2 separate regions of the Mus musculus genome follow, and region 1 is linked to region 2. A link is a loop called in an ENCODE intact Hi-C map of the cell type or tissue named here. Cell type or tissue: gastrocnemius. All regions are shown on one strand. Links, peaks and the distances in the headings refer to the core of each region. The heading gives the core; the rest is flanking DNA.

What was found. Peaks named below come from ENCODE experiments on the same cell type or tissue, not always from the same donor. Only the 100,000 strongest peaks of a DNase experiment are listed, where the experiment ranks them.
Region 1: it touches region 2 in a loop (2.9-fold over the local background); 3 of 42 quality-filtered maps call a loop at or near these places.

What each region holds. Positions count from the first base shown.
Region 1 is chr7:98,114,154-98,129,271 of GRCm38, forward strand. Myo7a (myosin VIIA) reads right to left here and starts at 5,340. Exons shown (of 49, transcript NM_008663.2): 1 at 5,123-5,340; 2 at 3,563-3,622. The coding sequence starts at 3,580. It overlaps Capn5 (calpain 5), which reads right to left. Exons shown (of 13, transcript NM_007602.4): 8 at 15,091-15,118; 9 at 14,320-14,442; 10 at 12,093-12,289; 11 at 11,676-11,791; 12 at 11,089-11,225; 13 at 7,406-9,902. The coding sequence ends at 9,720. In gastrocnemius, for the core only: a CTCF peak has its summit at 6,300 (motif pointing left); DNase peaks (open chromatin) are centred at 3,028, 5,441 and 6,280; H3K4me3 peaks cover 913 bases; H3K27ac peaks cover 2,095 bases.
Region 2 is chr7:98,340,067-98,355,184 of GRCm38, forward strand. It overlaps Tsku (tsukushi, small leucine rich proteoglycan), which reads right to left. Exons shown (of 2, transcript NM_001024619.3): 2 at 10,602-13,064. The coding sequence starts at 13,056. The coding sequence ends at 11,992. Among named protein-coding and RNA genes, the nearest start is that of Tsku, 14 kb to the right of the region's middle. In gastrocnemius, for the core only: CTCF peaks have their summits at 4,493, 8,197 (motif pointing left) and 9,212 (motif pointing right); DNase peaks (open chromatin) are centred at 4,489, 5,203, 8,186 and 9,232.

The DNA of each region.
Region 1 (15,118 bases), core at 2,995-10,994, 230 kb before region 2:
GAGAGGGAGAGGGAGAGGGAGAGGGAGAGGGAGAGGGAGAGGGAGAGGGAGAGGGAGAGGGAGAGGGAGAGGGAGAGGGAGAGGGAGAGGGAGAGGGAGAGGGAGAGGGAGAGGGAGAGGGAGAGGGAGAGGGAGAAGAAGAAGAAGAAGAAACTCATAAAAAGGAGGATTTGAAAAAGGAATCAAAATAGTAAATTGGAAAAAATAAATTAAGCACAAAAGATGTCAATAATGAGAGGATTAGAGATGTTACAAAATGTCTAGAGAACAAATAGCTCAGCAGCAAAGGCCTTAGCAGGGGCCTGGGGATGGAGCTCAATCAGCGGAGTGCTTGCCCAGCACAAAACCCCAGTGCTACATAAAACCAGTCAAGGTGCATTCTTTAACCACAGTGCTGGGGAGGTGGGACAGAGGATTAGAAGTTCAGCGTCATTCCTGACTGCATGGCAAGTCGGAGGCTAGCCTTGGGTAAATGAGACTGGTCTCAGCAAGTCAAGTCCTCACCAGTAGTTAAGTAGGCACCACTTGAAAGGAAGAACTCGACAGAATGGATAAGAACACAGGATTCTACCAAGGACTTCCTGCCTGCACGAGACTCACTTTAGATCCAAGGTCTTTGTGCAGATAGCGTTCCAGGCAAACAGTAACCAAGAGAGAGCCGGGTGTTCACATCGGTATCAGGCCTAACAGATTCAAAGTCATGACTTGTAACAAGAGACAAAGAAGGCATTATATTCTATTAAGTCACAATCCAACCAGCATGTGGCCCAGAGCTATCTTCAAACCTTCTGCCTGCAGATCTGGGTCAAATTCACGTGGTTCCCACCCTGGCCTACCACAGAACACAGAGGAAAGTCATGTCAGACTGAAGTGAAAAAGCCTCTTCAAGGTCCTCAAAGAAGCTACGTGTGTACCACAGAGGCCAGGAGTCTCCTTTCCAATGTCACCTGGCCTGGCCACTCTGGGGACATCTTCCTGGGACTTAGGTTAGGAGGGACTTTTGTTATAGTCTCACAGCTTCCCTGATTCTGATACCCAGGCTTCCTCTCATCCTCCTGTCCCCCTGGGATCTAGCTGTCACATTTTGGCTTCCAGATGACACTCAGTTGGTCTGGAAACTTCTCCAGAGAGGCAGGGAACAGTCTTCATCTTCAGGGTTCTGCTTGGCATGAAACTAGGCCTCAGTGGGGGCTCTGTGGGGCAGGTGAATGAGGCTGGGTGAGGGGGCCCCAGATACCCTAAGACTCCCTAGGGATTCTGTCTAACTCATAAGGCCATGAAGACAAAGGGTGTGCCCAGACTGGCAGCAGGCTTCTCCACAAAAAGTCTCTACCCTGCAACGCCACCCAGGGACAGTCTGGCTTCTCCTCCCCGCACCCCCCGCCCCGGTCCCTGTGCCCCTCCCCAGGCCTCCTTTCCTTGACAACTGTCTCTCCATCAGCTCCTTGTTCCTGTCATGTCCGGGCCTGCCCAGATTATGTTTCAGTGAGTCTGCTGGAACCTCAGTTTCTTCCCGTGTGGGAAATAGACTGAGTTCCCACCCCATAGCTTCACCGAATCACTTAGGATGACAACCACAGATGCCATGCCTGGCCAGTTGGAACCCTTCACAAAGCAAAAGGTTTTCTGGGAGTAGCGGAGTTTGAGGAATTAGCCCACTGTCGTGCACGTGTCCTATGTGCCTGGCACCCTGTCGTGGCTCAGGAAGGCTGGATTTGAAGGGAGGAATGAAGATGAGTGAGTTGAATCTGTGGTTCAGGAAGGCTGAGGTACAGAAGGAAGGAGAGAAACTGAATGAATGACCTGCAATACATATTCCCACGGGAGGGCAACCTGCACATGGAAAAAGCACCATCGGATCCTCTGAGGTCTCCTGGGATTTCCTCATCTTAAATAAAGTAAGAGAAAAAAAGCACGGGAACACGGCACAGCACCGTTATCAGAAGGTATGTGGCAGCTGACCTCTGTGGACTTCTATGCTAAGCCGAGGCTGGACAGTTCTATTAGCAGGACATGATACTCTCAACCCTCCTACCATCAGCCCTTTGCAAAGTGATGGCAGCAATTAGCCTACAGCTTCATAGATGGAAAGCCAAGGCCAGGAGTCCAGCTTAGCTCTTGCATCTAAATGGTGCTCTTAGCTGGGCAACCCTCGGTACCCAACCCCAAGTCACAGGGGCCTGGTTCCCAGCAGGGAAGCTGAGGAGCAAGAGGAGGCTACCCTTGTTTCTAGTACTCTATTCGGGTCCAGGAATTCAGAGGAGACATGATCTCCAGGGTCACTGGAGCAAAGAGTCTCCCCAAAAATAGGCTGAGGCCTGGGAGGATGTAGGCAGCAGGAGGGGGAAGCAAAGGTCAGGGGAGGGAGCAGAGGGTGAGACCGGCAGGAGTGAGCGGCAGGCAGAAAAGGCAACAGAGTCTGGCAGTTCAGGGATTACAGCACAGGTCAGAAGGGACCTGGATGGGCAGCTCAAGGTCCCCCCCAGCATCATCCAAATCCAGAGCCTGCTGAGCCGGTCAGCACCTATGGCCGGGGCACCGTGGAGGATGAGAGATGTAATAGAAAGGTATGTCCCACTTGAAAATGGGTAGAGCCACCATTCACTTAAAGATCCACTACCAAAACAGTCCCTGCAAGACGAAGCTTGCCACCATTCACAGATAGTCAGAAGCAAACAGTCCAGGGGAAAAGAAGTCCAGTCAGGTAGAGGCTCTGGGGAACACCCCTGAGGCCTGTGGGGACCCTGGATCCTCCTTCTGGGGGGTGTCTGTGTGAATCACCACCCATCAGCCCCTTTTAGCCTGGCTTTGGCTTTCTCTGATGGGCCATCAAGCAAGCTTTCAGTCCCTGAATTTTTTCCTGATCTAGAGCTATAGCCTGCCTTTAACACATGGGCCCTGTGCAGCCTTGGGGTTTCCAGCCAGGCTGCTCCGTTGGCCTCTCATAGCCTGAGACAACAGGAAACTCGTGGCTGAGCCCCAGTAGCACCCGGCTTCTCAGCCCAAAGGCTCTGTGCCCGGCCCATCTGGCGCACTGCCTACATTCCTGGCTCCCACATTGGAGACCAAGAAGTTCATGAGTCTCAGGCTGATCACGGGGAAGGGCTGAGGGTCAGAGACCAGAATGGCTCTGGGGAGTAGGGGGCCTGGAAGGCTCAGCTGATGGGCAGCACCTGTGCCTCTTCCCTGGGGAGCTCCAGCTTGGGCCCTGTCACCCTGACTCACTTCTGCCCAGGTCCCCCCTAAGCAAACTTGCTAACTGCTTCCCCAAAGACCTTCTACACTGGGGCCGTTGCATGTGCTTCCTCTGTCTGGAATGTCTGGGACTGGGGGATGAATCATCACTCCTGCCCAGAGACACGTGTCAGCAACCAAAGAAGCCGTGGTGGCAGAGGTGGGAATTCTCACGGCTGGGTTCTGAAGACTAAGTAGGAGTTTGCCAAGAGGAAGAACTGGAATCCGTTTCCAATGGCTAAGCACATAGAGAGGAGGACATGCAGGGTGGGATGTGAGGTACCCAGCATGGCCCTCTGCAGCTCTGAGAGAGAGGAGACGCACTCACCTTCTGCAGAATAACCATGCTTCTACGTCAGCACACCTGCCGGAGTGACCAGACACAGCTCTGTGGGAAGAGACCATGGCACGCCCTGAGCCCAGGCAGCTTGGATCTGCAGGGCCACCTAGACTCCTCCCCAACCCCACCCCTACCCCTCCTCCCTCACGGAAATCTTTCTTGGTTTCCATCCTTCTGATTAAAGCTCAGTCTATGTGACCAGAGCCTCAGTTACCGTCACCACCTCCACTGCCCAAAGCTGCCCTCGTCATCCCAAAGGGCTTTGAAAGGAGTGTAGTCAGCCCTGTACCAGACATCAGCGTGAGGGGTGGGCTGTGCTGGGACAGGGACTAATGTCCTGAGGCTGCCCAAAGTTCAGAGAAGGACTATCTCTTACCCAAGGTCACACAGCAGGGCAGGGAAGACTTGGCACTAAGTAAGATTTGGACTCTGCTCCTGGTTCAGGACTGCTTTAGGAGTTTTAGGACACATGGCAGAATGATCTAACACCTGTTCGTGGCCCTCATCTCTTACCTCATCCAGCACAGAGCTGGACCCAGGAATAGGCTCGAGATGGATTTGCTGCCTCGAGTGTGGTCACCAGAAGCAGCCCCAGCCCATAGGTCTTGGTGTGAGGCCCCTCCATCCCTGCCTGGCCTGCCCCTCGAGTGAGCATTAAGTTTTCACAAGGGTCCATTCAGAGGCACTGGGACATCTGATCCTCTGCCCACGACACTGCCTGACACCTGAGCCCTGACCCCACGCCCTGGGTCTCTATGGGCATATGGTCCTTCGGGAGACCTACACCACGCTGGGGTCCTGGCAGGGGGATAATCCCAAAGGCAGCAGCAGTAGTTATGAGAGCTGGCGTCTGAAGAGGCTGCCTGGCCCCTGCCTCACTCATGCTGGTACAAGGCTGCAGGACAGACTGGGACTGTAGACTTGGAGGGTAGAGCTGAAGACCCATGGAAAAGCTCAGGTCTCTTCTACCCCATGCATGAGGCTCTACCTCTCCATCCCAGACTAGACTAGTGTGTAAGACTGTTGCTTTTCAAATTGAGAACAAAGAACCATAGTTTTTTGTTTTGTTTTGTTTTTTTCCCTAGACCCACAACTGATTTTACCTTGACCCCTGGGCAACCCCAGATGGTAACCTTCATGTTCTTGGGTCACGGATAGAGAATGTAAGGCACACAAAGAAGAAACAACGTGTGCAAGGAGAGATAGATTATCAGGGAGATGACCAAAAGACCAAGCAGAGAGAGGCATCCACACTTGCCCCCCCAGCCTCCACTCCCATCTTTCACCCCTGCCTCTGGATACCCCTGACCCAGCTCCAACCCGGAAACAACTCCACAGGCCCTGTGCTCTTCAGCTATTCCCTCATCTAGGGCATAAGCCTCCATGTGCACGGCTCGGGGCATTTTCTTTCCATGCCTATGGTGGCAAGGCCCCTGTAGGTTCAGGGGAGTCCAGTCCCAGGAACCTAAGGGCAGAGGCTCCAGAGGAGGCCCCAGCCTGTAACTCCTCCCCAGTCCAAAAGTTCCAGCCAGGGCAGCCCATCCTTACCTGGGTTTTATCCACACCCTCCGAGTCACCACCTCCCAGCCAGGAGCCAGGGGTCACAGGTCAGGAGGACTCTGGAAGCTGAGGCTGGAGCCTGCAAATTTTCAGCTCCAGCTTGAGCCTTGATCTGCTGCTGCTGTGGGCTTCCCTTGGGCTACTCTGTTTCTTGTCTCCCTGGGTCACTCTTTCTTTCTGTTCAGGGCAGCTGTCCAGCCTGCACTGCCACCCGCCCTCTCCCTCCAAAGCCTTCTCCCAGGAGGCGGAGCCCTGGGGGCCTCGAAGGTCTGGATGTGGTGACATCAGCATGAGGGGCGGGCTGTGCTGGGGCTGCTGACTAACGTCTAGAGGTTGCCCAAGGTGCTGTGTAAAGCTAACCAGCAGGGATGCAAGGCATAGAAGCTCCAGGGGGCACTGCTGGCCAGTGGGAACCTCGGGCCTGGGGCCAACCATCAGGACCTCAGGGTCTCTTGTCACATGTGTTACTACCTGCCATCTCTGCATGGTTAGGACACCTGATCACGTCCCATCTTCCTCATGATTTTGCTGGGTCTCAGTTCCCAGTAGCCTCCCCTGCTCACCCAGCTTCCCTCGTCAGGGCACTACTAGAGACCATATAAATGAGCAGGCTTGGCAATACCTGGAGCCTTGGCTGGACACAACATCCAAACCAGGACTCCCCAAGATGCACCCCACCCCCAGGCTCTACAACTGGCCCCCACAGCCTGTCCTAGGAGTCTTGAGTGTGCTGTTATCCAGACAGTTTGCAAAGCCACCTGAGTAGGAGCCACCTCACGCAGGACAGACTTACCCGGTGTGTGTGTGTGTGTGTGTGTGTGTGTGTGTGTGTGTGTGTGTGTGTGATTTAAATGTGTGATTTAAAAAAGGGAGTGGGTGGGAATGAACAGGACACAAATACTCATCATGGTAGATGAGGAAGGAGGCTGAAGGACTCCTCTTCCTCTTCCTCCTCCTCCTCCTCCTCCTCCTCCTCCTGAGACCTGGCCCCTTCTTCTGCCCACACTTGCCAGCTGGGACATCTACTCAGGAAAGCTGCTTTTCGGTGGGGGTGGGTGGGTTAAGGTGGGGAGGGGAATAGGGTGGGGTGGAATCTATAGTGGTATGGAGTGGGGAGAATCAATGGTGCAATGGTGCCACCTGCTGGGCACAGCCAACTGCTACAAGACTAAGGAAAAGCCGGTCAACTTCCTCATACCAGGGTGCCACAGTGAGACCAGGGTCCAAGGTTGACTTGCACCCAACGCAGCCTTCACCTACGAAACTGATACTTATGAGTCAGGTGAGTAGCATGAGCCTACACAGAGTGGGAGAGACACAGGTTGGAGCATCCAGAGCCCAATCGACAAGGCGGCAACTGGGGCAGGTGTGCTTCGTTGAGGCTGAGGTGCATGCTGGGAAGGCAGTGGGTGGGTGAGAAAGTGGTCTCAGAACCATAACGGAGACATTTCCTCAGCACCCAAACTCGGCTAAGCAGGTCACCCGATCGGAGAAACCTAGAAATCCATGCTTGTTTTCCCCAAAACAAACCACCTGAGATGGTGTGTGTCCTTACCACCTCATGCTCCACCGTACCTCTCCAGGTTCTGCCTGTTTTCTGCCCTATCCAGAAGGGGCACTGGTTTCTGGCACCTGAGCCTCTTAAGGGCACCACATCTGAACCACTGCAGAACTGGTCTTAGTTCATACAACCCTCGCCCCTTCAAATCCAATCTATCGTCGTATTCCATCATTTCGTTTTCCACAACCCGACCCAGCTTCTACCCGTGGCCCTGCCCATAAATTCCTAGCTCTAGCTACCGCACCTTCCCAGGATCTCTGCTCTGCCACCTCCGTCTGTGGCCTGCATGTAAGTCTCTCCTCTCCACTAGAACAGGGCACAGATCTTGAACTCAGAGACTAAGAGTCAGCTCCTAGGGACACTGCTTATCAAGGACACTACAGTACTTCGATCAGACATGATTTGTACATTTTCCCCAGTTGCTGGAAGGCTGCTGCAGAGCAGGAACTGTGTGCCCCCATGTCCCCAGGGCCTGAGATGGGCAGAGCTCAGCAAAGCCAGCCCCACACTGACTGGAAGCAGGGAACCTGAAGGATTCCACAGAGCTGGGCTCTGACTCACTAGGTAACCAGCAAGGCCAGCTTTTATCTGTGATTCCCAAGGCCTTCCTTGCTCATCCTTCTGACCAGAGGTCAGCTACCCATTGTGCCCTCTGTCTTTACCCTTGTGTGTGGGGGGGTGCGGGGTACGGGAAAAATGAAACAGACAGATCCCTCTAGAGCGGCAGTAATATTTATTCTGAGAAGATAACAGAGTTCCTTTCCCTTGACCCCAGGGCATTGTGGCCTGGAGGAGTGAAGGCCAGGCCCTGTTGGTTCACGTAGAATACACTGTAGGGCTGATCTCCTGCAATTGGAAGACTACAAGGCCTCCTGGGTGCAAACGATAAATGAAGCCACGGCTATCCCTGCTCCACCCTGTCCTCCCTTGTCCAGTCTTCAAGGCTTCTTGGGGACCGGAAGTTCCTTCACAGCCAGGAGCCAGCCTGGCCTAGCTTAAGAGAGAGGAAGCAAGAACAGGGCTGCTGACCCAGTTCTGCTAGAAGTGGGAGGCAGTGGCTAGATGCCAGGTGAAGCATCGACTCGTCTGCTACTTGGTCCCTGCTCGCCCTGTGCCTCAGAGGGATATGGCTGAGCTAAGACCCCTATGTCAGGCCCTGAGACCCAAGATCGTGAGGCTCACCCTCCCTTCTTGACTGCAGTCTTGGTCTGCAATAGCCATCGAGAAGTGAAGTGATCATGTGACCGTGCGGAGTGTATGATAGACTGATACACAGCGGAAGTGGTGTGGCCTTGCTCTTATCCTTGTAAGAGTCCCTCACAAACAGGAGTCTCGAGCCCCATGCTACAGAGGGAGGAAACGAGGCACGGGAGGTTGAAGTGATTTGCTCCTGGTGAAGGGAAGCCCCAGTGTGCAGGAGGGATGCTCTCATCTTTAATTCAGCTCCTAGCCCTTCCTGTGGACCGGGTCCCAGGCCAGAAGAGCCACCATGGAGCAAGATGGCAGTCAGAATCCAGCACCTCCAGCCAGGAAGAGGACCACGTTGGAGGGACCAGAGGCAGAGTGTAACAGTTCCAAAAGGAATTGTGGCTGATAACTCAATTGTATTATTATTATTATTACTATTTATCTACTAAGTCTGGCCTGGAAGCTGAAGGAGGGCACAGAGGGGGACCTGTGAGCCACAGCACCAGTAAACAAGAGTTCCTCAGGAATGCAGGTGGCAGCCAGGAATGCACATCTCATCTCTGTCCCCCTCTGAGATTCCTCCAAGAAGGTCCCACTGTGAGCACCCACCCGTGCCCTCTCGTGCTCAGTGTCAAGATAAAAGCAGACGCTCAACAAAATGAGCCTGCAGAGGACAAATGTGGGGGCTGGCCTCCCTCACTCGGAGATTTTGTTTAAATGCTAAGACTATCAAATGTTGGGGATTGAGAGCAACATTTTGGTCTGGACAGTAAAAGCATGGTGGCCTTCTTGGCTCTTTGGGGATGCTGGTGCAGAGCCCTCTGGTCATGAGAAGTCCCCATCGGTGACACTTGACAGATGATCTAACCCTGAAGGCCTGGTACCATCCACCCTAGAGTCCTTTCTTCCAAGAAAAACCCAGGGTCTTTCAGCAGAGGCAGCATGTGTTCCCCTTGGGTCTCCCATAGCCTTACATCAACCTGCCTGGCCAGGCCACTCCTTCCAACACCACAAGCAGAGGTTGGGAAATCATACTTTCTCACCAGCATGATCATAGCTCTTCAGAGGGTGACGGTGAAGTCAGAGCCTGGAGCTCAGGAAGGGATCTGCCTCCGAGAAGACCTGAGAATCGGGAAGCCTAGGGAGGCTCGATGGGCTAATTGGGCAAGTCTATATTGAATAACTAAATGAATGGGGGTCAGGCATTAGACAATGAGCAGATGTCTCCTGCATATGCCAATAAGGGTTCTTTCAAGATGGTTTTAAAATGGGCTGTAGTGGGATTGGGGATGTAGCTCAGTTGGTAAGTGCTCGCCTAGCATGCACAAAGCCCTGGGTTCCATACCCAGCACCACTCAAACTGGTATAGTGGTACGGCATTGAGGAGGTGGAGGCAGGGGGATCATAAGTTTAAGGTCACTCTAAGCTACATAGCAAAGATCTGGGGAGGGAAGCAATCTCCCCCATAGCAAACAAGGAGAGGGAAGGGGCGTGGGACATGGCAGTTTGTGTGTAAACAGTTGACACTTGGCACTCCTGGCAGACAGCAGGGCCTGGGGAAACGTTTTCAGCAGATGGCCCCTTAACAGCAGCGCCCACTGGGTAGAGAGAACTGCATTAAATCTTAGGCAAGAAAACTCCCCCACAAGACGGGAATTCTTTGGGGCCCTCCAAACACTGAGGCTCAGAGAGGGCAGGGCTCTCTTCAGGTCACACAGTGGGTCAGTGGAAGAGTGAGGAAAGGGCCCCAGTGTCTGGTTCCCAGGCTGGTCCCAGGCAAGGTGGGGACATGCGAGTAGTGGTGAGGACTAGTGGGGCAGGACAGGCAGGCTGGGGTCAGACAGCCGTGAGAGAGGCACTGCAGAGGACTCGCACAGCTACAATGCCTGGCAGGTCACTGGGCTGCCGGCTACTGCGGTCCTGGAGATGGAGGGTGTGGAGGTCCTGCAGGTCATCCGGGGCAGTCTTCAGGTGCACCTGGCCCAGGAATTCATCCTTCAGGACTCGGTGATTCCAAACCTGAGAGGAGACAGAGGGTGAAGAAGGAGGGGTTTATCTAAGACCAGGAACATAGCCTAGGGCAGTGGGGAGTGAGGGCAGCCGGACCTAGAAGCCTCTTCACTCAGTGCAAGCCCAGTCAGGGAAAAGCCCATGGACTGATGGGGTGCCCTCTTCCAGAGCCTCAGGCTCCCCATAAAAGCATGTTACCACTTAGAAAGCTCAACCTGTCACTACTAGCTCTAGTAAACTTGAACTGGGTTGGGAGGGGGAGGGACTTTGAACTTGACCTAATTCTGCCTGGCTCCTTTCTTCCTTCCTTCCTTCCTTCCTTCCTTCCTTCCTTCCTTCCTTCCTTCCTTCCTTCCTTTCTTTCTTTTTTCTTTCCTCCCTCCCTCCCTCTCCCTCCCTTCCTCTCTCCCTCCCTCCTTCCTTCCTTCCTTTCTCTCTTTCAGGAGACAATGTTTCACTATGTAGCCCTTGCTAGCAGTCTAATCTACATAGATCGGGCTAGCCTCAAATTTCTAGAGTCTGTCTGCCTCTGTCTCCTGAGATTAAGATGTGGGCCACCACACTCAGCATCTCATTTTAATATTTGCCTTGAATTACCTGCCCCTAATGGTCCTTCTAGACTCAGTATCTACAAGTCTGTGATTTAAACCACTGGGACCGAGTGTTAAGAAAACTTGGAAAATCTAGTAACTCCCCCAGGGTGCTACGCATTTGTTTACAGATGGTTTCCTGCCCAGAGAGAGGCTGCTCTGGCCCCGGGGACAGAGGAGAAGGTTCCTTGATAATGAGCTCAGAGTCACCGTGTTCCAGTCATGTTGGACTGAGAGAAAGGAACTGTGCCCAAGGTCACTGGCATTCAGATCAGCTCCCCGGGGCTCTTAGGAGACAGCCACACACCACACATGACCTCAGTGTCACCTTCTCAAGTAGACTGACTGTGGAAGCTCTGAGGAAGAGTGACCAAGGCTTTGGGCCAGGTCAGCAAAGAGCACCACTGTCCTCAGCTGGGAGACCAACCTTGTTGGTTCTCAGACCCAAAATGACTAAACATCAGCCCCCTCAGAGGTGCAAGAGGTGGGGCAAGGCAACAGAAGCTTGCACCTGGGCTCATACGGAAGGGTTCTCTGCCCAGGGCCCTACCTCTCGGATCGACAGGCTATGGGAGGGGCAGGATATGCTTGTGAGTGGGTCTCACCTGCACGGTGATAGGCTGAGCCAGCTTCTTGCGATAGAAGATGCCTTTTACATTGTACTCTGGTGTCGAGGTCCCTCTCTGCACAGCTGAGCGAACCTTTTCGCCCTCACACTTGATGATCACATATGAGTTTGCTCCTGGAGAGAGGATTGGGGAGCTGGGGTGAGGACGGGGCTGGTACAGAGCCTAATGGGACAGGTGTCTGGAAGGTGACATGCCAACCTGATCTTTGTCCCAAAGGGGAAGGGGAAACAGGACACTGATTCACCTTCCTAGTCCCCTACTTTCTAGGGCCAGGTAGAGGGAAGAGTACAGAGTGGCCTCTGGCCTATGGTTCTTGCCAATCGTTCTCTGTATATGGGTTTCTCAGCTCAACACCTTCTCTAGAAGAAGAGAAGCTGTCTCTGAACCCCCAGCGGCTATCTGATGTCCCCACCACATGGGGGCGCCAGGGAGGCACGAGTGGACCTCTCTAGAAGCTCACATCACCCGCTGGATGGCTGATGGTCTACAGGTGCTGAGGTCTCAGGAGACTGGGGTGTGCACTGAAGTAGAGGGAGCCTGAGGTAAACTCCAGAGGAGCTCACCTGTTGGGGAGTCCTTGAGGCCAGCAGCCCCCAGGACATGTACCTGGGCCACCTGCTGAGGGTAGCCACAGAGGGAACTCCAACAGGTCCGAGGGGGCTCATCCAGGCGTAGTTCCCTGAAACAGGGCAGGATAGGGGAATGGATGGGCGGCATAAAGACAAATGTGCAGATGGGGTTCAAAACAAGGAGCTAAGCAAACCTCATGGCAAACTCAACCACACCCACTACCACAGGCCTCCAGCCTCTCTGCCCCACCTCCTCCTCTCAGGACGGCAGAGCACTTAGCACTTATAGATACTATTTCTCATCCTCAGATGACAGATGGGACATGTGGTAGTAATGGTAAGACCCATGTTAAAATCCAGCCCAGCATGGGGTATATATGCATGCGGTCACTAGCCCTAGCCCCCACACACCGGCAGTTGGAGGGGACATCTGTGAAGACTCGGAGCAGGAACTCGCCAGTGTGGCCTGGCTCAAAGGTGGTAGGGATGATAACGTAGCGGCCCTCGGGCAGCTCTGTCCTCAAAAAAACGCTGCGGGAATTGATGTAGATGGAGCTGGCGGCCTTATGCTGTAGGCTGTGCATACGGTATTGGCGGTTCTCTTCCACCTGTGTGGAGACAAGAGGAGATGGGGCATAAACAGCCCCGCATCAGAGACTATCCCATCTCCAAGTGGCTACCACGAAAGGATCAGTAGGATACACAGACAGACAATATCCAGAACTAGCACATCTATAAGGACAAGATTAGGTTAGTGTTTGGTTAGGGCTGAAGGGAAGGGTATGAAAAGCACAGAGGCCCTTGTGCTCACAGATGAGCACCAGGGAACCAGGAATGTTAAACACACAGAGTGATAGCTGGGAGTGGAGGTGGCTGATAAACTGAGACCACACCAGATCCTCCAGACCCTTACGATGCCCATGCAGCCAATCTACAAAACCTAGCCTTGTGAAGATGCCCCATGCAGTCAATTTACAGAACCTATCCTTATGAAGATGTCCAATGTAGCCATGTCTTCAGCTCTATTGTACACACAGGATTGATTTATCACCAGAAAAAAATTTTCTCCAAATTGTGCTGCCCCAAAATGAACCACCCAGGGTCAGACTCTTGAAGTTTGGACCAACACCAGCTACTGAGTCATATTGAACTGAAGTTCCCCCTGGCCTCACACGGATCAATGCTCTGCTGGCTGGGGTGTTTTGCAGAGGCCCCCTCAGAAGGCTCTATCATATTGGGTGGCAATGACTTACTGGAGTGGACCGTCTCTTCACAAAGACGATAATCTAGTGATATCTCTAGGTTATAAACATTAGATTGCTCAATTAGGTGGTCTGTGACTTTTACCACAAGAAAAATAATTTAAAAGTGGTGAGAAATCTCCTGGTGATCCCAATGAAGCTATAAGTTCTTTTTTTTAAACTATTTATTATATATGTGTGTGTGTATGATGGGGGACATACATGCCACAGAACACAGGTATTGGTCAGAGGACACCGTTGTGGGGTTAATTCTCTCCTTCCATCTTCGCATGCCTTCCTTCGAGCTCACAGCATCAGGCTTTGGCAGCAAGCCTCTTTACCTGTGGAGCCTTTCTCTTGCTTTGCTTCTGAAACAAGGTCTCCTATAGCCCGGGTTTGAACTCGCTTTGTAACTGATCATGTCTTGCTGCTCCTCGTTTTCCTGTCAAAGCCTCTTACGTGCTGGGATTACAGGCATGTGCCGCTATACCCAGCCTGACCCTGGAGTTTTGTCACAAAGGTACCAAATGCAGTTGTCCCCCACTGCCAACCCTGCTTATCCTCAGTTCCTATTTCCATGATTTCAGTTGCCTACAGTCAGCCGTGCTCTGAAAACAGTGAAAGGAAACCTCCAGAAACAATGGATGTCTTTTCAATTTCAGACGTGTTGAAATCCTACACTATCTCAAATCACTCAACAGGAGGGACTCAAGTCACCTTGTTTGGCCAGCACATCTGTACGGTGTGCTGAGCTCACCGATGAACTGTTCATAGCTGTCTTCCTTATGGCTACGGTATGGTGCTACCTGCAGTGTGGGTCGTCCAGTGGTGTCTCAGAACTTATCTTCACGGTCTTGGAAGACTACTTATCATGACATGCCTAACTCACATCCCAAAGCCATGAAATGGCACTACCAGCTGCCAGGACATCCTGGACAGCTCCCGGAAAAGCAGCGCATGACATGACACAAAGTGTCACGGCGTGTCAACACATGAATGAGCCAGCACAGGGGAGAGAACAAATGGTTTTCTCATAAACACTGACTGCTAGGGAGCAAGCACGCACCAGTGTCTCACACCCACGTGGGTTCAGTAAGTTCTGAAGATCTGACATGTATGGCGCGGGATCTGTCATGCCAACTGTCTCCCCACACTGAGTATCACATGTGGAGGGCATCAACTTCCAAGCCAGGGGAGTTATGGCAAGTCTGCTGGTCTCTGTACAAGGTTGCCTACTCCTGTGCACGGAAAGGCCTCCAACACAAGAGACTACAGGAGATGAGAGGCCTAGTCCTGGAGGAGGGGCAGTGATGGGGGAGGGGCAGTGAGACCATCAGGCACACAAGACCTCACGGAGCCCAGGCCAACCGCAAGTGGTGTGGGCCCGCAGAGCTCACCTTATAGATGTCGAAGCCAATGGCCAGATTCTCGCCTTTGCCCTCCCGGCGAGTTGAGCGCTTCGGCCGCTGCTGGATACTGATCAACACTTCATCTTCTGGCTTCTTGACTTCAAATACGTACTGAAGGTGTGGCCATGAAAAGAGATCCACAGTGAGACCCAGGTCAACCTCCTGGATCTCGGGAGCCTAGACTCCAGCAAAGGCCCAGCCATGTTGGTAGCATGAACTTAGGCCATCCCATCTGCTCTCCCAGTCAGTCCCTCCTCTGGAGGACGAGCCCATTAACTCATACAGTGGCCACCCTGACTGAAGACTGGGAGAGCTCAACCAGATGCTAAGTACTCACCTCAGAGCCTGGCACACAAGTGCTGCTCACGAAGGACACACTGAGTCTAAGGACTGAGTAGACAGACTGCAGTGGAGGAGGAGGCTGCTGGGGAGAGTTCCCAGTGGGAAGCACAGCCTGGCCACACTTCCTGGGAAGAGCCAAACTGGGCTACTGTGAAAACAAAGACCACTACTTGGCCTCTCACTGTGCCTGAGACTCCAGACAAGAAAGCTCTGAGTCCCTGAATGACCGTTTCCTCATTGTGACCATATGCAGGGCAGACAGTAAGACAGCGACTTCACGACCTCACACAGTGTCCACCGAGCCCCACTGCACAGATAGTCATAATGAGGCTCAAAGGTAGCCAGGGACATCCCTGAGTCACTCAGGTCCATGGCTGACGCAGGGTAGGACAGGGTGGGGTCCTTGCACATGCCCACCTGTGGGTTCTGGAAGAAAGTGTCCTTG
Region 2 (15,118 bases), core at 3,560-11,559:
CAAGCACACTGCTTACCAGGGTCCCTTTTAATTCGTTTTCCTTGCTCAGTTTCTTCCCGAATTTTGGAGATGTGGTGTTTGTTTCATTAGTGCCCCTAATTGTCAACACCCAACCCTAGTGAGTCAGGATAGGGAATGGCTGTGTGTGTAGGGGACACAGGGGACAGACAGTCAAAAGAACTTAAGTGCCAGGGTCTCACCAATGCTCCTTATGGAGATGCTCCCAGAGTTGAAGGAGCAGTAGAGCCTATGCTGAGGGCAGTACCTGGTTACCTTGGTAACGCTTTGCAAAGGGTCTCTGGGTTTGATGTTAAGCTTGTATCAGTGCCTGGGCAGCTTACTCTCTGGTTTCCATCCTTTGCTTTGAGTCAAGTCTTTAAACAACCCTCTACGGGTGGCAGACAGCAATGCTCTTTAAGCCCAGATTTTATCACTAATCAGTTATGGGACCTGGCCAAACTGTTTTCTCCCTCTGCTCCGTTTCTTATCTCTCTGATAAAGCAAGAAGGAAGCCATCGCAGGGCTGGATTCATCAGACTCCTTTTTGTTGATAGGGATTTTGTTGTTTGTTCCTTCGCTTGCTTTTTGCTCTTTGTTTTGTTTTGTTTTGTTTTGTTTTGTTTTGTTTTGTTTTTTAACTCCAGAAACAGTTCAAACCCTTTACATTCATTCTCATTGACATCTTTACCACCGAGCTGCCATCGTCACAGTTGATGGTAATGACTTCCTCTCTGGCAGCTCTGGCCAGTTCTGTACTCACACAGCAGTGATCTTTGTGTGTCCAGGCCATCCTTCAGATGGCTGAGCTGCTGCCTCTGCAGTGGGGGTGGGGTGGGATGCACACCCCCACAGTGTAGCCTCCCGGGCAGCCGAGGCCTCTGTCCTTGCCCTGTTGGCTTTACACTGCACACCTGCCCACTGTCCCTTTCTCACGGGCGAGGCATCTGAGTTTCCCCTGGGAAGTGTCCCTGCAGGCCTCGCTTGGCCTCCATTCAGACCTCAGCTCAGAGGTAAGAGCGCGGAGACCCGATTCTCTCCTATGAACACTGATCTATTGCTTCTGTACCTTGTGGCAGTATGTAGTGTGGTCTTGTTTAACATGTCCAGTGTGTGTGGGCTGTCCCTTCCCAACTAGGTGCCAACATCTCGAACATCAGAGACTTTAGTCGCTGATCTTTCCTCAGTACCTATCCCTGGGTTTGGACATAGGAAACTCTAAAACAAAATAACAGAACAAAACAAAAACCCTATTTATTAGGGAACCTGGATTAATATTTTTCAATTCTATGAAACAGAGAGCAGGAAAGTTCTTGTAGCAGAGGGGACTATGTGAAGAGAATGGAGTTCCTGGTAACCGTGAAAAATTCTGGTCATCAGATACGTGCTTCTGAATTTGCCCTCTGCTCCGGACCTGTAGCATCCTCCAACTCACTTGTTGCTTCTGTCAGTAGGAGTCCAGGAAGGAAGCAGGAAATAGAAGCCCAGGAGCTTCCACCAGAGTAGGAATCCCAGCGCCACCTGCCGGGCATTAACTCCATGACAAGCTTAGCCGGAAGCTCTTAGTTCCGCCCCGTCAGACCCTCGGAACTGAAGTCCGGGGCCTGACTACGCAGTCACTTTGCTTTCTTGTGTTGCTGGCCTGGGGCTCCTTCATGGGAGGCTATGGGTCAGGGCTGAGTTTAGCCTATCCCGGGGTGCCCCAAGACGATGTGTAGGGTCTCTGCTAGATGCAAGGCTTTGGAGGCAGATAGGGGAGGCGTCCAAACCCACGGAGAACTGAGCTGAGCCCCCTTTCCCGCCTCCTCACAACCCACCCCTCCTTCTTCCTTAATCCACTTGTCACTCTTAGAATTCTGTCGCCTTTGACTTCGAGTTTTATTTTTCTTGTCATCTCTCACAGGTCCACTAGAGAAAGTGGTTACCCCTCGTGAATTAGCCTCCTGCCGGTCCTTTGGGCCAGCCTGTCAGCTACAACATCATCTTAGCCCCCTCTATCTCTCCTCTCCTCTCCTCTCCTCTCCTCTCCTCTCCTCTCCTCTCCTCTCCTCTCCTCTCCTCTCCTCTCCTCTCCTCTCCTCTCCTCCCTGACACCCCCCTCTCCTCTCTTCTCTTCTCTCATCTTTTTTTCTTTTCTTTTCTTTTCTTTTCTTTCCCTTCCCTTTCCTTTTTCTTTTCTTTTCTTTTCTTTTCTTTTCTTTTCTTTTCTTTTCTTTTCTTTTCTTTTCCATGTCAACACAAATCGTTCTAAGAGGAGAGAAAAGAGGGCAGTTTGGAGGGGGGCTTGTGACATACATCCCTGCCCTGCTTTCAAATGTGTAAGATCCTTTTGTAAACTCCAGTATCAGCTATGCAGTAGAATCCATCTGGATCTGCTTGTTCTAAGACCTGAACCACACCCACCACACCCACCCATGTGAAAGTTTAAAGATTATGTAATCCTAAAGCTAAACTGTGAGACACTTGGGAAAATAAGATGGTTTCCGGGTCTTTCTAGTACTCTGGGATTATCCTTTGCACTTCAGCTGCTCACACCCCCAAGCTGGGGCATAGACCTCCCAGAAGGAGCAAACGTGGGCCTGAGCTCCTCGCTTGGCTAACACGATTGAAATCATGCAGGGGAGGAAGATGTTTCCTGCAGCTTGAGGGAGAGACCCCTCTGAGCCCATGGGGCCATGGATGGGGGCACTTGGGGCACTCTCATCATCAGTAAGAAGGGAGAGCAGAGTGGGCGTAGGTCAAGGGGCTAGAAAACCATAGGGGAAGTTCACTGGGGTCAACTGTCCTAGCCCACCTCCAGACGGTGGGGCACACTTGCTGCCTGAGGCTCTGGCATCTGTCCTGGAGAAAGGGAGAGAAGGAGGGCAGGGCAGGGCCTCCACACCAGAAACAGCAAAATCTGGTTTCTTTCATTTATTTGTACTCATCTTTGTAGGTGTCCATGCTTTGTAGATTTATTCATTTTATGTGTATTTTGCCTACATGAATGTGTCTGTACCACATGCATGTTTGGTGACCACTAAAGTCAGAAGAGGGCATAGCATCATCCAGAAATGGAGTTCTGGGTGGTTGTGAACCACCATAGAGGTGCAAGGAATCCCTGGTCCTTTGCAAAAGCAACACGCGCGCACTAAACCACTGAGCCATCTCTCTGAACCCTCTTTCTTTTATTGTTTAGATTTCTTTTTATTTATGTGTATGTGTGTATGTGCATGTGTAAGGTACCACGAGGGCCAGAAGAAGACATAGGATGCCCTGGAACTGGAGTTATAGGTAGCGGTGAAGCATTTGACTTGGGAGCTGGGGACCAACCTCAGGTCCTCTGTAAGAGCAGGAAGCACTATCAACTATGGAATCATTTCTCCAGCCCTGTGAAAACTGGTTTCTGCCCTGAGCTTGAAATACAACTTGAAGTGTACACCCAGAAAGCTACTTAACTATTGTGATCATAAAAAGATAAAGAGATATTAATATATGATCTAAGGTGGTGTGGTGAGGTGTGGGGGAAGGGGGTGCCTCGGCGGGCCCATGCCAAGGCATCCCTTCCCCCTGAGGGACCAGTCACACGACGGTACAGCACAGAATAGAGTTTATTCAGGGAATGGGGAGGGGAGTTAAGAGAGCAGCAGAGACAGAGAAAGGCAGAGAGGAGAGAGCAGAGAAGCAGAGACCCACCATGGCCACGTGGAGAGAGGGAGGAAGGGAATGCAGAGAGAGGGGGAACAAGAGGGTAGGAGAGAAGCAAGAGGGAAGCAGGAGTAAGAGAGAGAGGAGGGGGCAAGCAGCCCCTTTTATAGTGGACTGGGCTACCTTGCTGTTGCCAGGTAACTGTGGGGGTGGAATCCAGACAGAATACCAACAACTACTCTAGACCTAACCACCAGTAACTGACTTAATTATTAATGCACCAGATATGTATGCCACAATCGGCCTATGTATCAGGCCCAAGTCTGGGGATTAAGGACCCCAGGGCAATGGTTCTCAATCTTCCCAATGCTGCAACCCCTTTAATAGTGTTCCTCATGCTGTGGGGATCCCCAATCATAAATTACTTTGTTGCTATTATTATAAATAGTAATATAAATGTTCATGTTTTTGATGGTTTAGGGTGATCCCTGTGAAAGGATCATTAGAGCCCTAAAGACTCATGACCTGAATCACTGCTTTAGGGATTTAGTAACAGTATATCTGTTACTGTTGCTGTCCTCAGTATATCTGACAAATACACTCCAGGACTATGCATACCTTTAATCAATGGGGAGGCAGAGGCAGGTGGATTTCTGTGAGTTCGAGGCCATCCTGATCTATAGAGTGAATTCCAGGACAGCCAGGGATGCACAAAGAAACCCTGTCTCAACATATAAACAAACAAAAAGCATCTCCCTGCTGGAAGGGGGTGACATGGAAGCTGAAGCAGGGCAGATAGAAACTGATCAGGCTGGAGGTGTGAAGACAGAGAGGCACTCACTCCCCTGCACCCCTCTGCCGCCCCCTAGCCGTCTTCTTTCACACAGCAGCAAAGGGAAGGTCTGTCTAGAGCCACCCCTGAACATACTCAGAACCCAGATCCCTGCCAGATGCCTGTCTGTCTACAACCCCTTCCTCCAGCCTCACAGGTCACTCTCACAGGGTTACAGGGTGTGGGGCAAGCTGAGGGAATTACTATCTGTGTGACAGAGAATATTTAGGGCTCGATCCAAGTGTGACTTTCCTCACATCTGTGGGAAGAACTCTGCCTGGAGCCCCTGGGTTCCCACAGGCTCCCCTACTCTGTTCTCACTCCTCAGAAGTCCCTGGGTATGAGAAAGCCTCCAGGGGAGGGTAAAGACACCCAAACAGAACAGTGAACTTGGGTCAGCCCGGCAGGGAGTGGAGACAGGCAGGGCCGGGCAGGGGCGATGTAATACAAACCTGCAAGTAGAGGTGAGCCTCTGGCTGCATGGGCTCATGGAACACTTTAAACACCAGCCAGGCAGGGCTCTTGAAATAGCAGTATTCCAAGACTACATCTTTTTCATCTCGAATTTTCTTTGTATCTTCAGCCACCCTTTTCCCATGGCTACCTTAACAGGAGGGCAGGAATGTGGCAGCAGGCTGGGGACCTGTGGGGGCTGTCATATGGGTTGAATTCACTATGAATCCTGCTAATTCAGCACGGGTTGAATTGGCCTAGAGTAACCGTCATGTTATCTGCTGTTGATTTGGCAGCGGGGCAGGGCTCAGCTGATTGACTGGTCTGCTTTGGCCGGCATTAGTATGAGTGGAGTCAGCTAGGGTCTTCAACTTGCTGGGAGAGAGACTGAAGCTTCTCTTTCTCTTCATGTAGTCTTGGGGGCTTTCTACATGCTCTCGGTAGACTTTGTACAAGGCACATCAGAGCTCCCATGGCAGCAAACCAGATCCTCTTAAGACTTAGGCCTTATGCTGAGGGGGGAAATATATATGTGTGTATGTCTATCCGTGGTGAAGAGTTTGCCTGGAAGATGTAAGACTCTAGGTTCAATTCCCTTGTACCACAAAAATTAAAAGTTTAAAATAAATAAGGAAATAAAACAAGATAGGTTTAACATGGGCCGCCTTCTACATTATCCTGTATTTAAAGTACATCTTCCAGTTCTGGGTGTGGTATTATATGCCTATACTCCCAGCACTCGGGAGCCTGAAGTGAACTCCAGGCTAGAATGAGTAAGTTATACGGTGAGACCCTATTTCAAACAACAAACCATGGGCTGTCAAAATGGCTCAGAGGGTAAAGGTGCTTGTCTCCAAGTTTGCCAGCCTGAGCACCATCCTCGGGAACCATGTGTGAATGGAGAGAATGAACTCTTGCAAAGTGTCCTCTGGTGTGTGTGCATCCATATAAGCATATATTAAAAATGTAAACTTTGAAAAAAAGATGAAACAAAATAAAAATCGCATTGTCCTAATCGAAGTCATAGGTTCAGCTGGGATTCAAAGTGGGTGTGAAGGCCAGGCTGTGAAGACCAGGACACTAGTCTGATGAGGACATCTCATTGACAGTCAAGAGGCAGTACAGGGAGGGATGTGGTCCTGTCTTTCTGCCACCTTCCTTGTGTGCTTTGCCATCTTGCCTCCTCTGTTCCAGTCTGCACCTTAGAAAGCATTCCTAGGTGACAGCCCTTGGCAGTGTGGCAGGTGCCTCTTTGGCCCCATGAAACAGTGCATGTCCTCCCTGTAGGCTCACCCAGACATCCTGAGCCCTTGCCCATCACAGAGGAGCCTCAGACAGCTGTCCTCACTTAAGTCAAAGAGCAATGGTGGTTTTCAGGCACAAGGTAAAGGTGTTCAGAAAGGAAAGGGACAGGAGTTCCCACTTCTCTCAAGTCTAATGGGTCAGCTCCAGCCCCAAGCCATACTCAGGGAAGTCCCTAAGTATGGTACTGCTCCTCATGGTATCTCCCCTGGGAGCTGGCAGTCCCAAGAAAAAATGAGAAGAAGGAAGAGGAGGAGGAGGAGGAGGAGGAGGAGGAGGAGGAGGAGGAGGAGGAGGAGGAGGAGGAGGAAGAGGAGGAGGAGGAGGAAGAAAAGGAAAAGGAGAAGGAGGGGGAGAAAGAGGATGGAGAGTAAAAAAATGGAGGCTTATGAATTTTGCCAAGGTGGAGGGTGGTTCAAAATAAAAGATATTTCATGGATGTATCATTTAACTGTACTGTAAGCATCATGCTAAATGTTTAGCAACACCGACTTCCCTGGGAGGGGCCTCCATAGCTATTTTTTCTTTAAACATACAAGTCTATGGCTAAAAGAGACGGTGGGTGACTTCCCCAGGAATCAGCAGTGCCAGGCGTTGAGGCCAGATGAACTCCTTCTGGAAACCCGGGGACTGTTATTGAGGTGCACCGAGTCAAGTCATTGGTCACCGTCTTTGATTCATTAGGGAATTCAGCTTTTTTTCCCTCAAAGTGGGACTTTCCACCCTTCATTTAGCACGAGAGTCGAGCCCTTATGTATCACCTGGCTTATTTATTGCTTCTAACAATCAATTAATTAGAAAATCGTTCTTAGCTTGATCTTTCAAGCCTCTGACCAATATCTCTTCTTCTGTGTTTTCCCGTATCAATGTACACGATTATCATATGTGTAGTAGATACACACACACACACACACATACACACACAAACACACACACACACACACACACACACACACACACACACACACGTATATACACCAAGAAACATGACCTACTCTGATCTTCCCAGTTTGAAACATTTTGCCTAAGGAGTGTGTGACTTAAAATGGCAAATGGTGTCAGTAATTAAAGAATAAACACAGGAGGAAATCCCCTCCACGCTCGGTAAACACAATAATCCCCCAAATACAGTCTGTGGTACTTAAATAAACAAAAGGTAAGATAAGAAAAAGAGAAAAACCAACAGGGGCGTGTGGCTTAGCTGAATGGCCATGCTCCTGTAGCTGGAAGGTACGTTGAGGATGGATATTAAATGCTGAGCTCAGAGCACAGTATTGATTGTTACCTGGGACACTGACTGGGCAGCAGTGTACGGTAGACATGGCCGGCACTGGGCACCTTCCCTTTGTGGATACTGGCCATGATTCATTACTGATAGGATAAACATTTGCTCTCTAGTGAATGTTAGCTAAGAAGGAATGTTGACCTTCCAGGGCCGGGGCCACGTTAGCCTCTGGTGACCTCTACTGTCATAGACATCACCTTTGGAAGGAGCTAGGTATGTGTGGACTTCACATGTAGTGACAAAGCTGCCTTTCACATTCCTGGTGGGCTTGTTCAAAAAAATAAATGAATAAGTGGCTTGTGAGTTGGCCTGATGGCACTTGGATGGGAGTTTCTGCCTCTCTGCTACTCTTTCTGAGTGCCCTTGGTCCTGTTGGTATGGAAGATACAGGGACTGGAATGTGGCTACACAGAGAATGGAATTCCTGTTCCCGAAGATTCCAATGGGCTCTCTGAAGCAGACTGTTCTGTGTCCTCACCACACTAGGCACGCCTTCGCTTTCTCTACTATTGAGATGACCAGAGCCCATAACAGTGGCTTCATGGACAGTGGCACCTTAGAAGGACCCTATGCTTGCTTTCCGGCTCCTCTTGCCATTTTGAAATTTTAAACACTTCTGAACAGCAGACTCGAGTTCTTGTACACCGTGTCCCAAATTGTCTAGCTAGGTCTGAAGCACAGAGTGCTGCCACCTGCTGGGGGACCTGGGTCTGCACCTCAAAGTGTGAGCTTGAGTCTCACACATGTGAAAAGGGGCCAAGAAGAAAAACATCTGCAGCTTTGACCTTGAAGAAAAACATCCGTAGCTTTGACCTCGGCTTTTTCTGCTAGAGGGTCTACACAACATAGTCTGATAGGATCTACTCAGAGTTGTACAATCTCCCCGATTTGCAACAGAAAAACAACTTCAATCTGATGGCTTTTTGGTGTCTCTGAGCACTCTTCTAGCAGTAACAGCCAAGGAGAGGATGATGGTATCGGTAGATAAAGTGAGGCTGTTTTCCTCATTTATAAGGTGTGGTGGTTTGAATATGCTTGGTCCAGGGCGTGACACTATTAGGAGGCGTTGCCTTGTTGGAGGTGTCACTGTTGGGGTGGGCAATGAGTCCTTCCTCCTAACCAACCATGCAAGAGCCAGTCATCTCCTAGAAGCCTTCAGACATAGAACTCTCGGCTCCTCCTGTGCCATTCTTGCCTGGATGCTGCCATGCTCCCACTTGATGGTAATGGACTGAGCCTCTGAACCTGTAAGCCAGCACCAGTTAAATGTTGTTTTTATGAGAGTTGCCTTGTGTCTGTTCACAGCAGTAAATCCCTAAGACATATGGTGAAAAACTTCTGGACGCAACTGCAAGGAAGAGAGGAAGGGTACTTCTGGGGCACCTTATTTTGTGACTGCCAAAGTTCTGGTTCTGCACAAATGTGACTTCATGCCCTCCTCTTGTGGACAGAGGTATCTTCACCCTCACTTTTCAGGGTCAGGGAAGTCACACAATCGGTTTGTGGTTTGTTTGTTTGTTTGTTTTGTTTTTTTATGTGTGTGTATGTGAATCCAAAACGGAATCTTTGCACGAAGTTGGAGACTGTTTATTCTAAGGCATTCTGGAAGTGACAGGACCTCTGGGGGGCTGGGGGGAGACCCTCTTGAGTGTATCTGGGTGGCTAGAAGCTGAGAATGGTACTTAAAGCCTTCCTCCACCAGTCCATCCAATCTGGGGTGTGGCCACCAGGTGGTGCTGTGGGCCAGATGCCTCTCGAGAGCACTACCAGTGAGGGAGGTCTAAGGTGGCAAGAGGCTAGGATGGCAGTGTTTGGACATCTCATGTCACAGGATGAGGCTGCAATCTGATGTCTGTGCCCTCGCCTTCACTCCAGGAGCTCAAGCCTTGCCTCCCCTTTTGTTTTTACCTTTGTTACCGTTTTTGAGATAGGGTCTAATTTAGCAGCACAAGTTCACCTCCAACCTTGCAGCCCCAGAGCCTGAATGTAAACCATCGTCCTCCTGGCTCTGCCTCGGGAATCCTGCATCGCTGGTGACCACCACCAACCCCTGCCCCTGTGGCAGCCGGAATGCTGAGATCTCTCTTTCTCTCCTCCCCCTTTTGGCTTTGTACCTGTTTTTAAGATTCCTATGTGTGCACAGAACTTCGTAGAGAGATCTTGTCTCAAAACAAAACAGAATTTCTTCCACCAGCAGGGCTTCGGGAGGGCCCAGGCCTATTGTGTAATAGTACATTATTTCCCCGCTCCTACATCTGAAGCCTATCCTGCCTGGTATCCAGGGCTGCCTATCCCCCCATGAGTGACTGGGACCCTCCCACCTCAGCTCTTTCTGCACTGATCAGGTACCCTGGACTCAAGAGTTTCTAGTAGATACATTTCCCATGGTGACCTTACTGGCAAGGAAACACAGATCCCTGGATGGATGCCCATTGTTGGAATGTTCTGGACTCCATGCCATCCACCTTTCACCCATGACCTTTCCTGAGTGCCACCTCCTTGTTCTGGTCTGCCTCTCATGAGCGATGCGAGGCTCCCGCTAGGCTATCACTGGCTCCAAGCTAGGGATCCTGTTGTGTCCCCCATGGCAGCGAACCCAGCTCAGCACAGAGCCTGGCTCGAGTATAGCAACAGATTGTTGTTGGTGTTGATGACGGTGTTGGATACCTCCTTAGACTGGTCAGTCAGAACCAAACTGTTGACAAGCCAACTTGGTCCCCAAAAAACTGGAAGTAAGCTGTCACCGAAGTGTTCAAACAGAAGTGACCGTTAGAGCAAGGCACACTAGGAACTGGTTGTCCTAGGTGAGAAAGAGCTGAGGGGCTCAAGTAGGACAAGGACAGAGCCCCACAGCTACAGCCTGAGCTGAGGCAGGGGCATGCAAGGCCCCAGCAAGCTCACTGCTAAAGCTGGACAGATGGTGGGTGGAGGTGGGGTGGCATGGATGTGGGTGAGGGAACTGGATGGAGTATAGAAAGAGGGTTGGTCCACCCAAGTGGCTGCCTCTCATACATTGTCATACACCCCCAATAAGCTGCCCAAGGTAGGGTCTAATGTATCTTTGTGGTCCCAACCCCAGTCCAGTGATTTGTCAGCAAATGCTAGTTCAGTGGTGGAAAGAACTCTTACATGTGTTTATTAAACCAAGAACCAGTCGCAGGGTGGGCTGGGCTGGGCTAGCATGAGAAGGCATAGCTTTCACTGACTTTCGAGCATCTCTGGGACCAGCCTCAATGCCCACATGGTCACTGACAGCCAGCTTCTTTCTAAGACCTCCTGGCCCACACCCAGAACAGAGTCTTACAAAAGTGAACAAATAACATTTATCTTCCTTTCCATCCCCCGGCCAGCAGAGGAGGGGGTTAAAAGTGACAGTTCATTAAAAAAAAAAAAAAAAAAAAAAAAAGGGCAACAACTCATAAAATGAAGACAGGAAAGAATCCAGGGCTGGAGAGCTGAGATGTGGCCCTGGGGGTGAGCACAGCGTGCCTGGGAGACCCTTCCTGCCCCACTCCTTGGAGGGGAAAATGGGTCTCTGGGCTCTGGCCCTTGAGCTTGTAAGTCCCTTGGAGCTTGTGGCCAGATGGCCACAATTGCATTGACGTAGAAAAGCATCGTAAGACAGGGTCCCTGGGGGAAATGTGTACGTTTCCAGTCTCGATGCTGCGGGACTCCCATCCCAGAGGAAGAAACTGACAGGCTTGTGACTGAGGTGTTCCAAGCTTCCTGAGGCTCTGAAAGGGGGACTGACTTTGCTCCTGCCATAAGCTGGCCACCGGACCTAGGGTCCCCACCCATGTGATCTTGTTGTTGCTACTGCTGGGCACAATGGGAAACAGCACAGACAATGAATGGTAACAGGGTACCCAGCAGGGGAGGGATGGCAGAGCCCCCAACCTCAGCAGGAGGCTGGGCTCCAAGACACCAGGTGAGCACGTTTGCTGCTCTTGGTCCCATATTACCATCTTCCCCACAAGGAGGGTGGATTTGATTTTCTCTCTAAGTCCTTCTATTATTAAGATTCTACCCAGGATTCCATGAGAAAAGGAAGAAGTAGGCCTCATGGGCCCAGAGCAAAAAGGTGTGACTAGACACTGGGCTCCAAGGGACCTTCAGCCCAGTGGACCTGAGTCAGCTTTGCAATGCGGGCGCTCACCTACATGTAGTCCAAACATCATGGGTCAGGTCAGTCCAGACAAAAGGGAAGGCACTTAGGGACAACTGGAGCAGGGCTCAGGAAGGGACCAAAGTCTGGTTTGGCATCACAGTCCCTTTGCTCAGAGTTCTGGGAGGTGAGCCACTGTGACAAACCGGCAGATTTTGTTATTGGGTATAGGCCCCAGGTACAAAAACTATCCTTGGCCCATATCTTTACTGAGATGGCCGCCACTTAGGCCTGTAGACTCTCCACAGGCATTGGCACATTAAAATATTAGTGGGGACCTGAGCAAGCCCAGGCAGCAGTCTGTCAAGTGGCCTCAGGCCACACCATTCGTCACAAAATGTCTGGGCCCCTGGCAGCAGATTCCTGGGTGTCTCCACAGTGTAGGACTACCTTAGGGCTGGAGCCAGGCTGCCGGTGGTAGGCGCCCTCCCGCACCAGGCGCCGGCACTGCACATCCTGGCCTACGCTGACACTTTGTAAAGCAGGGAGGTGATGCAGCAGCATCTCAGGCAGGGGCACCAAGCTGGAGCCTGACAGGTCTAGTTCCTGCAGCAAACCCAGGCCTGAAAACACCTCAGCTCCTGCCCACTTGAGCTTGGGGTTGCCTGACAAGTCCAGGACCTGAAGGCCTGGGAGCTCCCGGAAGCCGTGGGGTGGTAGATGGAGGATGCCCTGCAGGCTGGCCAGTGACAGGTGGGTGAGGCCTGCCAGCCCCATGAAGGCATCTGGGTTGATGGTAGCCAGAGGGTTCCCATCCAGGCTCAGGTAACGCAGGGGTAGGTCTCGGAGATCGGGCACAGCTCGGAATCGGTTCCAGGACAGGTTCAGGCTCTGAATGGTAGGTGCAGGCAGGCTGGCCCGGGCTGGATGGGGAAGCAGGCGATGGATAAGATTGTGGGATAGGTCCACGTGCAGTGCCCGGCCCTGGCTGTGGGTGGTGAAGGCAGATATCGAGACCTCTCGTAGTCGGTTATGGCTCAGATTGATGTCACTCAAGGGGGAGCTGGTGAAAATCTCTGCCGGCAGGGCTGCCAGGCCATTGTGGCTGAGGTCAAGTGACTCCAGGTAGCGCAGTCGGGAGAAGGCAGAGGGCATGATGCTGGTGAGCAGGTTGTAACTGAGATCCAGGCCAGCCAGTGTGGTATAGCCTGGCCCTGCCAAGACTGACTCATTCACGGTTTCTAGCCGGTTGGAAGACAGGTCCAGGTGGGCTGTATCCAAAGGGATGGGCACAGGCACAATGTGGGGGCCCAGGCTGCTGCAGTCCACACGGATCAGGCTGAAACTGTCAAAGAGGCCGAATGTCTCTTCTTCACACTGGCAGCCAGGGAAACACGGCCGAGTCGTCTGCACTCTGCCCACGGCCAGCAGCAGCAGGAACAGAGAGCACAGCATGGTGACACCTGGAAAGAGAGCTGCAGGTGAGGGGTGGGTGTACCAGACACTGGCATCCTGGCCTATAAGAGACAGCCCAGTGTAGGGACACAGCTGGAACTTGTCACCGCTCCTGGAACACTCTTAACCCCTAGTCCCTATTTTTCTTTGCCCTCAGTCCCCACATCTGTACGGTTAAGCCCTCAGTCCCCACATCTGTACGGTTAAGCCCTCAGTCCCCACATCTGTACGGTTAAGCCCTCAGTCCCCACATCTGTACGGTTAAGGGTTGGACCAGGTGGGTGGACCTCCAACCAGGAGCATGAGATCCAAGTGGCCTGCTCTGACCAAAGTAAGGGTACCCGGACATCTTACGTGAAATCTGTTAGACCGGACGGTCTCTTGGCTGCTTTTACTATAACTACTGATCTGAAGTTCAGAGGCTGCTGGAGACCCGTGTGGCCAGAGAGGACTTCACAGCACAAGTGTGGAGTTGGGGGCTTCATTCACCTTTGCTGAAATGAAACCACAGGTCGGCTGCTGAGTTGGCTGCCTCCGAACACTGTCTCCTCTAACCCTTACCATCCATCACCTACAAGACAGAGTCGTGTCTCCATCCCACTAAGGGAGAACTGAGCTTTGAAGGGTTAGAGACAGGCATGAATACAGCTAAGCATGGTGGTACCATGTGGCGTAGACACCAGAGCCAGGATCCTTGGCTGACTGCCCTCTACCTTAGCTGGTTCTCAATGCAGTAAGTAACATCTTCCTTTCTACTTGAGATCCAGTGTCCAGACTCCCAAAGATGCTTGTGAGACATCCACCATCCTAACTAAGCCTCTGTTTTCTTACCCATGCCTTACTTCCCACTAACATAGCCAGATCGCCTCTCTGCTCTCCCTCTTTTAACTGTGAAAGGTGGCTGGCTTGTTACCCCATTGTACAGGAAAAGAAACGGAGGCCCAGAGAGAACAAGTGCCTCGCCACCAAAACTAGCACAAAACAGGGCAGAATTAGACGGAGGCCTGCTCAGTGCTTCTATCTCTGTCGCCTGCCCCCAGAGGGCTGCTGGGAAGTAGGCAGAATCCAGAAGGGGCTTTGCTGCGACCCAAGCCACTCACCCCTTCCCCTCAGTTCCTTCTGTGAAATTACAACATAAGCCGCTACTTATGTCTGACGCTATGCATGCTGTCATATCTAAGGGTCACATGGGTCCGTATAGGCACACTCAAGGTTTGCAATCACGTGCTGGGTGGTATTAGCATGAGAACCAGAGGGTTATAAACTGAGAACCTCTAAGTGGCCCCCTCCCCTGCTAGGTAGCCACTCAGGAGACAGAAGGCTCTTCATCTGGGTGGCCTGTCCTCCTGCCTGTCTCCCTTCCACGGGCCTCCAGAGAAAGAAATAGGGGTGAAGTGAGAGGGGTGAGGACCTGCCCACCTTCTAGGCTGGGGGTTGGGGAGCAGCTGGGTAGCATTACCGGCCCTGCATGAAACTTTAAAGGGGCAGCCACTTGATCTGCACTCTGGCTCCGTCCTGGTCTCGCCTCCCCTACCCAACCCTGGGGCCCTTCTTGCCCACCCCTTTCTTTTGTAGAGACCAATTCGAGGATTAAACCCGGCCCAGGTGCATCCTGGGCTTAGTCCCAGCCAAGGCAGGACAGAGTGTTCCAATGTTTGCACCAAGAGGAAAATATTAAGTTGCTCCAGGCCCCCTTTGTTCCCCAGGGAACTCTCCCAGAGATCATTACTCCCACCCCTACCCCGCCCTCTAGCTAGGCTGATCTGCTCCAACCCACCCTGCCTGGGGTTTAAATAAACACCGCAAGGGGCCCCCAAATCACCCTTTGGCTCTCAGAGGTGATTATACAATGGCTCACAAAATGCCAAGAGGCTTCTCCTGAGCTCTAGTTTATGTAACCAGCGGGGCAAATACAGCCCAGATGTTGCTCTCCTCTGGGCCCTGGCCCTGGACTCTGCACAGGGAGGCAAAGTCTATCCTGCCATCCTCACACAAGCCAACAAACCCCTGCACCCTCATCTGTGAAGAGCTGTGCACAGCCTTCCCTGGAGAATCTGGAACA